2 separate regions of the Mus musculus genome follow, and region 1 is linked to region 2. Evidence: chromatin contacts called from ENCODE Hi-C or POLR2A ChIA-PET data. All regions are on one chromosome and are shown on one strand. Each heading gives the region's core, a stretch centred on a gene start or an enhancer-like site at or near the end of the contact. The rest is flanking DNA. Distances are from core to core; before and after follow the strand shown. Region 1 holds the start of Sfmbt1 (Scm-like with four mbt domains 1). Region 2 holds the start of Prkcd (protein kinase C, delta).

Region 1 (5,540 bases), core at 3,038-5,537, 89 kb before region 2:
GGATCTACATAAGTCTCTAACATGGATAGTAAGCCATTCCAACTTTCTACCACACAGATGTCTTTGCAGACCAAAAAAAAAAAAAAAAAAAAAAAGCCTAGGAGTTTGCAAGAAGCTAACAAGATAAGCATTCACTTAGAAGCTAACCGTCTTCTTTAGCAGTAGAAACAAAAAGCACATGGATACATTCAAAGATATTTGGAAGACACTGGCCAGTTACTGCAGCAGTATTCCAGTTGATATTGAAAACTCAACTGTTTGGCTAGGGTTCTAATACAAAACAGTGGCTTTAATTAAAGGACTTTACAAAAAACTGCAGCTGACACAACTTTTATTTATATTTTGTTCTTGCTTTTACTGTTAAGTTTTTAATGAAGTGATAAGCCAGGTGTGCATCCTACATACAGGGCCAGCAGAAAAAAATGGAAACAGGCAACCTTGCAACGGACGTAGGAGGTTGGGGGAACCCTCCAGAACACACCAGAGACCTGGGAGATGAGAGGCTCACAGAACTCAGGAGGAGGGACCTTAGATGAAATGCCCCACAGTAGGAAGAGGGAACTTATAGAGCCCACCTCTAACAGGAAGACAGGGCATCAAATGAGGAAGGGGGGTTGCCATGCCACAGTCAAAAATCTGACCCATAATTGTTCCTGTCTGAAAGAACTGCAGGGATGGACATGTAGAAGAGCCTGAGGAAAAGAAGGTCCAGCAACAGGCCCAAAGTGGAATCCAGCTCAAGGGGAGGCCCCAAGGCCTGACACTATTACAGAGGCTATGGAGCTCTGACCTATCATGACTGTCCTCCGAAAGACCTAACAAGCAGCTGAAAGAATCAGATGCAGATATTTGCACCCAACCAATGGACAGAAGCTGCTGACCCCTGTGGTTGAATTAGGGAAAGGCTGGAAGAAGGAGGAGGAGGACCAGCATCTCAATTAACCTGGACCTTCAAGATCTCTCAAACACTGGACCACCAACCAGGCAGCATACACCAGCTTATATGAGGCCCCCAACACATATACAGCAGTGGAATGCCAGGTCTGGGTTCAGTCAAAGAAGATGCACCTAACCCTCAGGAGACTGGAGGCCCCTAGGAGTTTAGAGGTCTGGTTGGTTGGGGGTTGGGGACATCCTCCTGGAAACAGGGGTGTGGGGAGGACATATGGGATGTAGAACAGTTGGAGTGAGGGGTGGGGGGGAGATAAAATCTGGAGTGTAAAAATTAGATAAATAAAAGACAAAAAAAGAAAAGAAAGCCAGGTGTGGTGGCGCATGCCTTTAATCCCAGCACTTGGGAGGCAGAGGCAGGTGGATTTCTGAGTTCGAGGCCAGCCCCTGATCTACAGAGTAAGTTCCAGGACAGCCAGAGCTATACAGAGAAACCCTGTCTCAAAAAACAAACAAACAAACAAAGAAAATATTAGTAAACTAAAAAAAAAAAAAACTGTCATTTTAAAGGTAGTTAAAGCAGTATACCCATATTATGAATTCACTAGACTTTTAAAAAAATCAATTTTCATTCAATTGTCTTTGCAAATTCTAAGCTTAACAAAATTAATTCATCTGACACCTTTAACTCTTAACTTGTTCAAAAATTCATAATTTCTTCCTTCAAACCTACTCTCTACAAATCTGTATCCCAAAATGGGAAATGATATAATAATATAACGACTATAAACATAAAGACCCCCAGAAACCACAATCCTAACACACCAAAAACTGCTCAGTTAAAAATGTCCTCCTGAAGCCGGGCAGTGGTGTGGTGGCGCATGCCTTTAATCCCAGCACTCGGGAGACAGAGGCAGGCGGATTTCTGAGTTCGAGGCCAGCCTGGTCTACAGAGTGAGTTCCAGGACAGCCAGGGCTATATAGAGAAATCCTGTCTTGGGGGGGGGGGGGAGTCCTTCTGACCACAAAGACCAAAGGTCATAGTCTTAAGACCCTGTAGATACTGGAACCCTACACCAGTACAGCATCAGGACCAAAATGACATCTCCAAGGATACCTGCTATCCTTCAATAGTTAATACTGCCCTTTCACGTTCTAAAGGGTCCTGCTTCAGACAAGATCCATTGGTTGAGTTAGAAGTCAGGCCAGAGGTTGCCTTAGGGAAAGGGCAGGTGTTTACTCAATTAGAGGAATCCCTTGGTGGGGGGAGGGCTGGAAATGCTCTGTTCTGTATCTTAATGTGTATATGGCCATCAAGACTTATGCATATGTAAAACAAGGCCGAACTGTCCTTTCCCGATTTCATTGTTAAACTGTGAAAGGTGTAACTTCTTAAATATATTGAAATGCCTTCTTTAAAAGTCTGTGTTCAAATAAAGTCCACAGAATTATTCTGGATTTAGCTAACAAGATGTTTTTTCCAATCTATTTTTAAAAAGACACATATTGTGAGTGATTTTATGTAGATAGAACCTTTCAAAACTTTTTTAAAATCTCATTTTAAGAAGTCTCCAAATTTTAGAACCCAAAGCATGGTGATCTACTTATCCCACTTTTGCAAATAATAAGGAAGATAAAAAAAAACAAAAACAAAAAACAAAAAACTACACTGGGTAAGACACCTACCCAAAGATAAAGTGGCTCGCCAATGGTAACTGAGTAATAACCTTATAACACAACTGGCTCCTTCTCTCAGGTCCCTCTAGTTCCAACTGGCTGTTCCTGACACTGCAAACAAATCTGAACTCTGACTCTACCTGTGGCCTAAGAGAGTTCATTTGCTGCGAGTTAACAGGCCCCAATGTGTACTTACGAAAACACGTTCCTCCTCCTCCACCCCATCTAGACAGCTGACACAACAGTTACACGCTCAAAGCATTCATTTTGCTTCAGATGAAATAAAGTATGACATCTTAAAAATCGCGGTTCAGGAGAGGCCATACGCAGATAATGACTAATTCCATGTTACTTCCTTCAGATCTTTTTGATGAATACAGCAATCACAAGACACACACCACTTGGGGCCAGTAACTGCTGTGAGTGACCCGCGGGGAAGAGCGCCCACCAAGTTAAAAAAAAAAAAAAAGCCCTACAGGACGCGTCCCACCCCACTGCACCGCAAGCTCTAAAGATGACCTGGCTTTGACAGCTTAGTTTGAGACCCCACGCGAACAGCTGGCATCTCGGGGGGGAAACTTAACACGACGTCTATCCTTTCCGCGGGAATTTATCCCGAGTCTCACAAGGCTTTTCTGCTCCGCAAAGAGCAGGCCTTGCTTCCCAGGACACAGGGCTCGCCCCTCCAGCGTCTTTACAGCGAACAAAACAAGACTTGGGAACAGAAAACGAAACGGTCACGGACCTGCCGAGCGGCCTCAGGACGCTCCCCAGATCCGCGCAGGGGGTCGGGCGGCGGTGCCTCCCCAGGCGAAGCGCCTGAGAGGCCGGAGCCACCGGTTGCGGTGGAGGCTCAGACTCGGCCACCGCGCTTGCTGTCGCCGCCGCCGCTGCTGCTGCTGCCGCTGCCGCCGCCGCCTAGGCCCTGAGAAGTTGAGCGGCCGCGCGGGCTGCGGGTTCGCGCCCCGCCCGGAGCGAGCCCGGGGGGGCGGGTCCGCGGGGGCTCGGCGGGAGGCCGCTCGATGGGGGCAGGGGACCGGAGCCTGCAAGTTGGGAGCCCGCTACCGCCACCCGGCCACTTTGGCCTCTCGCGCCCAGCTGGGCTGACGCGCGCCGCTCGCCCGTTCTCCCTCTCTCTCTCTCTCTCCCGGCGCCGCCGGCCTCCGCCGCGTCCGCGAGGTGCCCGGGCGCGTCCCCGCAGCCCCCGCCGGCCGACGCGCCGAGCCTCGGGACCGCGCCAGGCCGCGCGCGCGGGCGCCGCGTCCCCCCACCCACTCCAGTCGTCCCCCCCGCCCAACGCGCCGCCGCCGCCCGTTGGCGCCTCAGATCGCGCGCTCGCTGCCCGCTGGCTCCCGGCGCTTCCCGCTGGCAAAGTTGCTGGGCCTCTTTGGGAGGGCGCCGCACCACCCCTCAGGCCGCCGCGCGGGAAGGCCCAGCCGGCCGCCCCGCTTTTTTTACCTGACGGGAGTTTTCGCGCGCGCGCTTGCTCGCTCTCCCCGCTCGCTCGCACGCCCGCCCGCTCGCTCGGTTTTCTTTCTTTCCTTCTTGGCGCTCGCCCGCGCGGGGCGCCTTTTCCGCTCGCGCTGCTCGCGCCCTCCTTCCTGCTGAGCCCGGCAGAGCGGGGCGGCCGGCAGCTCTCCCCGCCCCCCTGCACCCGCGCTCCGGCGGAGGCGGCGGCGGCGGCGCTCCGCGCTCCGACTCATTCCAATATGGCACGGACGCAAGGCGCATGCGCCCGCGGCCCCCCCACTCCCTCCCCCAGCTCCGCGGTCCTCCCTCCCGGCAACCCGCGCCCCTCGCTTCGCGCGCGTGGCACTCCCGACCCGGCCTCCCCAAGCCCACCGGCTCGCGGAGCTGGAGCTGCACGGGAGACGACGCGTCCGCGGGCCCGGGTCCATAACCCGCCGCTTTGCTCGCGTCCCCCTGTCCGCACCTCGCCGAAAGACACCCGCGAGGCCGTGGCGCTGGGCGTCGCGGCGTGAGCCTCTGATCCCCGACGGCGCCATGGACGGAGAACGGCTTGGAGACGGCGTCCTCGGGCTCCGGAGGCGCGTCCTGGCCTTGCTTGGGATTCTGGAAAGAAAGACCTCACCTCGGGCTTCTGGACAGAGCGGCTCGGGACCCCGCGAAGTCCCTGATCCATCCGTCCCTGGCGAAGCGCGCCACTGTAGCCCGCACGTGACCACCTCGAGCAAGATGGTATTAGCAGAGAGGCAGCAGTTCTGCAGGTCCCCAAGGGGCGCATACCGTGGCCGAGGGAGCTGCGCCCGCCCGCCGGACCACGTCGGGAATCCTACACGTTCTTTGAGATCTAGCAGGGCACTCTAGTGCTCGTCTACCGAGTCCGACTCGAACGCCTCTACGTACCTCATGTCCAGGCTCAGTAAATGAGTTGTCCTGCCGCAAAGGGGCACAGGTTGACCTAAGAGCTTCAGGAGAAGCTCAAAAATGCTGTGAATCAGCCTCGAATCGGAAGGTGCCCACAGGCAGTTACGTTCGGCTACTCAACCCTTCTTCAGCGAGCACAGGTGTCAATAGGAAGCACACCCACCTGCTCCAGAAAGTTCCCTCAGAAGAAAATCCCAGCGCCTGTGGGATCCCGGAGTGCCAATGAGACCAGACTCTCCAGCCTAAGATGGCCTCAGTCAGGGGCTCCTACTCAAGGAAGACTCCTTTCTTTTAGAGAAGAGGAGGCGAGACACACACACACACACACACACACACACACACACACACACACACACACACGAAGGTCTTGGGATGCTCCCATTAGCATCTTTCTCATGTTTTTGGGCAACCTTGGGAAATATGCACATTACAAACGCCAGATGATTTTTTTCTTTTTGTAAGTGTAAGCACCATTGAAAAGACAAAGTAACAAGAAAAAAAAATAAAGAAGAATATAAAAGGATATTCAATTATTGCTACACAATTTGAGCTCCCACCCACCCCCTCCCAACACCCCCCCCGCC
Region 2 (5,474 bases), core at 785-3,284:
AAATCCCAGCAACCACATGGTGGCTGACAACCATCTGTAATAAGATCTGACGCCCTCTTCTGGAGTGTCTGAAGACAGCTACAGTGTACTTACATATAATAAATAAATAAATATTAAAAAAAAAAAAAAAAGAATAGGGTCCCAAGCCAGGCGTGGTGGTGCACACCTTTAATCCCAGCATTCGGGAGGCAGAGGCAGGCAGATTTCTGAGTTTGAGGCCAGCCTGATCTACAGAGTGGGTTCCAGGACAGCCAGGGCTACACAGAGAAACCCTGTCTCAAAAAAACAAAACAAAACAACAACAACAAAAAGAATAGGGTCCCTTAGCTGATGGAAAGGGCATAGATGGGAAGAGCATCAGGGAGTCACAGATGGGAAGAGACACAGCAGAGACAGGTAGAGGAATGTTAATAGGAAATGACCCAGGAAACAGCATGCTTACAAGCCTGATGTGAGGCAGAAGGTTCCAGAAGGAATCCAATTTGCCCAGTCAACTTTGTGGGAAGAATCCACTGTCATGGGGTGGGGACAGTTATCAGGACTGGGGACTTAAATACTAATTTTCAAACTGGGTCCTCTTTCTTTCAGGGTAGAGGGAAGCAGCAGCCTTCCTCTTTCTACAGAAGGGACGAGTCATTGTGGTTTCCTCTCTCTAGCTCAATCCCCAATGTACATTTAAAATAAGGTTTGGAGCCCCACATCTCTGCCAGGGTCCCCCATCCCTGGAAGTTTCAAGCCTCCACGGGTGGGGCAGCACTTCTCTTTTTATTTTTTTTATTTTTTTATTTATTATATGTAAGTACACTGTAGCTGTCCTCAGACACTCCAGAAGAGGGAGTCAGATCTCGTTAAGGATGGTTGTGAGCCACCATGTGGTTGCTGGGATTTGAACTCCTGACCTTCGGAAGAGCAGTCGGGTGCTCTTACCCACTGAGCCATCTCACCAGCCCCTGCAGCAGCACTTCTCTTGATCTCAGTCGGCAAAGAGCTGTCTAGACTTCTATTCCTTCTAGGTAGTTTTCCAGAAGGAACTTAGGTATCTTGGGCTATTAGAACCCTCTTGTATCCTCCCAGGAAGAGTTCTCGTTTGTTTGGTTTTGTTGAGACAAGGTCTCTCATGAACAGGCTGGCGTCCACACTCTATTCTCCTGCTTTCTCCCCCTGAGCACTGGAGTATTATTCTGAGCCTCCATCTGTGGTTTACTCTGTGGTGGGGGTCAAACACAGCGCTCTCTGCGTGCTAGAAAAAACGATCATCTGCCCAGCCCAGGAAGTCATTTCTTTGGGTAAGTATAATGTAACAGCTTAGTGTTCTGGGCTTTGGGGACAGAAAAATGGAGTCCCTGGCTCCCATTTGGTGCTCAGACTTTGGGCCCAGGGGACCCTTAATGAGTGAATGAGTTACAGCTGACAATCAAATCCCTCTTATGAGCTTGACTGAGCAAGGGGAGCTCTGAACCGTGGGCTCAGGAAAGACAGTGAGATGGGGGCAGAGGCAATTCCCACAATTGTCTGAGGAGCAGTGCTGAGACAAACTGGCTAGAACCTCTCGCCCTGGAGACCTCCCAGCTCCTTCTCTCGGGCAGGACTGGAACCGGCAGGCCTGGCGGCGTGGCTCTGCTCAAGCCAGCAGGAAGAGGAATGAGGCCAGGCAAGGCGGGCCAGCTGGCCAGTGGGGAGTCCCGGGTGTGGGCGCAAGTAGTTGGGGAAGCCCCGTCGGTGCCTCCTGGGCTCCATTGTGTGTGCAGTGCTCAACCCCACCCCCCAACTTGGCCTCGGAGTCCTCCTCTATAAATTAGTCCCCTGAGATGGGATGGCCTGCGTGCCACTGGCAGGCGAGGCGCCACAAGAGCCAGAGACGGCTAACAGATCTGGGGACCCAAGGACTTGCAACTCAAAGAGGCTGAGACGCGCTGGACCCCCAGCTCACGTGGGCGGAGCTTCGAAGGGGCGGGCGCCCGTGGGGCGGGTCCTGAGTGGGGGCGGGACCGGGGCCGGCACCTGGGTGAGGTCGCGCAGCCCCTCCCCTTTGCACTTCCGTGTGCCGCGGCGCCAGAGCAGGAGGCGGCGGCCGCGGGGATCCCGCGAGCGGCCCGTGGACATCTACCCTTCGAGCCGGGACCCGGGAGGTCCCCACTGGCCTCCGGACCCGTCCGGATCAGACTTGTGCCTACCTCCCCGTCCACGCGCATCCGGGAGAGCCGCGCCACGAGACGGACCCCGGCTCGCCGGGACCCCTGGCGCCTGGCCCTGCGTCGGGAGGTGAGTGAGAGCTGGGCCCGGGCGCGGGGTCCGAGTTAACTCGAGGGCGCAGCGGCCTTTCTCCCCCTTTTCCTCGCCCGTAGTCTCCATTCCCCGCTTTCTTCTCTGGCTCCTGGTTCTGAAACTGAGAAACTGAGCCAGGAGCAGCCAAAGTCCCGCCGAGCACGGAGACCCGCCGGTGCCTCCATACCCTGGTCGGTCTGACCCTCTCTTCGACGGCTGGAGCCCAGGCCCGACTACTCCCAGCATCTTTAACCCCCTACTCCACCCCTGTGTGTCTTTATCCCCGCCGAGGGACCGTCCGATCTTCTCAAATCTCTCAGGGGACTCTGCACATTCGTCGGTCCCCACCCCCTCTTGCCTGGTCCTCTGCTCCCAGGCCAGGTCTGTTTGCCCCTCGCCGTCCGTGTACTCCGTCTCCCCACCCCCACCAGATCCGCCGTCCCCTCGACCCAGTCCTCCCAGAGCCGCACCCCCAGCCCACGCTCGCCTGCCCCTGCCAGTCCAGTCTCCGGTCCTTTTCACCACCGGGCGGAGGGCGGGCCGCCTGTCTCCCTAGCCTCCAGTGCTTGGGTCCCAGGCGGGCGGACTCTCACGGCGCCGCCTCCTTGCCCTATCTCTTCTTTCAGTCTCGGTGTCTTTCTTGGCTTTCCATCTGTCTCTGAGCTGGGCGTGGCTCCAGCCTCCACCATTCCCCTGTCCTCTCTGATCCCCCGTGTCCCTTCTCCGGGTGGTCTCTGCCTGGTGCTGTCAGTCTCTGTCCCACTGGAGAGACGCCACCCCCTCTGGGGGCCCAGTAAGGTGATGAGGACAGCAGTGACGGGAGTGCTCTGCCCTGCCGGCTGGCAGTGGAGAGGGAGCACCATCACAACTGCTCCCACTTCCCCAACTCTCTTATACAGGGGAGGGGAGAGAAGGGAGCCTCACTCAGCACCCCACTCAAACCTGGAGGACTTAGACTGAGTGGGGGAGATCCCTTTTTCCTTTGGCCGCTACCCTGGGCCCTCGGAGGAGTCTGGCTTCTGTTGCTGTAGTATCTGTGTCTGGACTTGTGAGTATAGTGTGTATCTTGTCTCTTTGTGTATTATTTGTCATAGTGGGACTTCCCCTGTGAATGTGTCCTTTTTCACGTGTGACTTGCATATACTTCATGGCTGTCTGTGTGTTCTGAGGCTTGGTGTGTGCCCCGTGCAACTTGGTAATCATGCCTTGTATGTAGAGGCTTCCCCTGTATATTTTGTGCCTTGGCTTGCTCATGTCTCTGTGTCCCTGTGTGTTCCAAAGGTCTGTGCATTATATCACAACAACCCTCTGGCCAGAGTACATTCATTCCTTTAATTGTGGGAGCCCACGCTATCGGTGTGCCGACCCCCTAGGCTTGTGTGTAAGCGTGCCTCTAATCATATTCGGTTCTTCTTCCTCTGCTACTGATCCTCTATGACCAAGCTGATCAGGGACAGAGGAGGGGACTGGGTTTCCTCGTTCCTGCTATGGATTAGATTGGGGTGTGGTGAACAGGCCAGCAGAGGGCGGCTGCTCTGTGTGTGTGTGTGTGTGTGTGTGTGTGTGTGTGTTTTGTTTCTCAGTGACAGTATCTTTGTACGATACTGTAAAGGCTCAGGTATATGACAGGACTGTGTGGAAGGTGACACTGCCATATGGAACTCCAGTAGCAAAGGGTGACTGGTAGGAGACTCACAGTCTGACTGTATGAAACTGCGGGTGTGTATTGAGGAGTGATGGGGCTTGTGGGTAACAGAGAGGTTGAGTGTGGGTAATAGCAACAGGAGGGGTGTGCTAGGAGGTGAGGGAAGGTGAGTGTCCGGCTGCCCATGAGTTTATGGGAGCAGGAAGCACTGTGTGTGTGCTTGGCGTGCACAAGCCCAGCCCTGGCTCCTGGAGAGATGAAGAGAGCTAGGGACAAGTCCTGGGGTTATAATGGTATGATTGAGACCTCAGGGTCTGGACCAAAAAGCAATGGAGTCAAATACTTACTATGCCCTTTAAGAGCAGGAGTCCCAAGCCCAGCCTCGCCACTATGTTGAGCTTCTTTTGTGGGATGGAGAAAGTGAGGGCTCAGAGGTCGATGGCTCTTCAGCAGTCTTGGCCACACTGCGAGTGGTGTGCAAGTGAAGGCTTACGTGGGGCTGTCCCTGGCTGTGTGTCCCCTTCTGGAATCTGGGATGAATGGGAACCCAGAGAGTTCCCAACCATATTTCCCACACGTGGCGTGTAGGTTGCCTCCTTTGTCTCCCTGACTAGGCTGCTTACGAGGAGGGCTTCTTCACAGTGTCAGGACCTGCCTCTGCTCAGCCCCACCCAAGCGGCCCCCAGTCTCTGTAGCTCCGATGGGGACTGTAAGGGTGACTCAGAACTGTGACTGCTGCTGGGCCCTCACACCGTTTATCTGGCAACAGCTAATTGGAGTTTACATTTAAACTAGAAATAATTTGAAGAACTGATGGAAAGATAAAGCTGGAGGGAGGCTGCTGCTTCCTTCAGAAAGTAGCGATGGAGTCTCTGGCTGGGAGAACTTGCAGAGGGAATGCCAGGAAACCTAGGCCAGCACACTATGCTTTTGCCATTCCTCCTGTTCAGGCTATCTCTGAACCTCAGTTTTCTCAGCTGTATAATGGTGCAATAGTAGTGTGAGAATCACCTGAGACTACAAAACAAGGACTAAGATGGGTCACTATCTGTTACTCTCTCATCTCTCTGGCTTTTTTGGTGGTACTGAAGATCAAACCCAAGGCCTTTCTTGGAAGTACTGCTAAACTACATCTTAAACTTTTTTTTTTTGAGACAAAGTCTCATTAAGTTGCCAAGGCTGTCCTCGAACTTTCCATGTAGCCCAGGCTAGCCTTGAACTTTTGTTTTTTATGCCTCAGGCTTCTGAGCAGCTAGGCTTACAGGTGTGTTCCACCATGCCTGGCCATCGCTTTCTTCATTGTGACTCTAGCACAGGAGCTGGCAGGACACGTCTTAAAACCTCAGAGCCGCCTTGGCAGTGGAGCGGTAACATTTTCCTCAACGTAAAAAAGAGGCTCGGAGCCGGGCTGAGTGGCACATGCCTTTAATCCCAGCGCCCAGGAGGCAGAGGAAGGGGATCTCACAGCCAAGGAGACACACAGAGACCCAGTCTCAAAAAAAGTCTTACCTGGTTTACATAGTGAATTTGAAGCCAGCTCAAAGGAATTCTCTGAGGGCCTCCT

The links. A loop is a pair of places that touch in the nucleus more often than their neighbours do. ChIA-PET counts read pairs that join two places held with the same protein, here RNA polymerase II (POLR2A).
Region 1: a map of T-helper 1 cell shows a loop between it and region 2 (2.1-fold over the local background). The contact joins the promoter of Sfmbt1 here to the promoter of Prkcd in region 2. A Hi-C loop is called at or near these places in 2 of 37 maps with a recorded cell type or tissue (T-helper 1 cell and T-helper 2 cell). POLR2A ChIA-PET finds 5 or more read pairs at or near these places in 2 of 5 experiments (Patski and embryonic stem cell).

Annotation. Positions count from the first base shown.
Region 1 is chr14:30,714,362-30,719,901 of GRCm38, reverse strand. It overlaps Sfmbt1 (Scm-like with four mbt domains 1), which reads right to left and starts at 4,287. Exons shown (of 21, transcript NM_001166532.1): 1 at 4,027-4,287.
Region 2 is chr14:30,622,768-30,628,241 of GRCm38, reverse strand. It overlaps Prkcd (protein kinase C, delta), which reads left to right and starts at 2,034. Exons shown (of 18, transcript NM_011103.3): 1 at 2,034-2,262.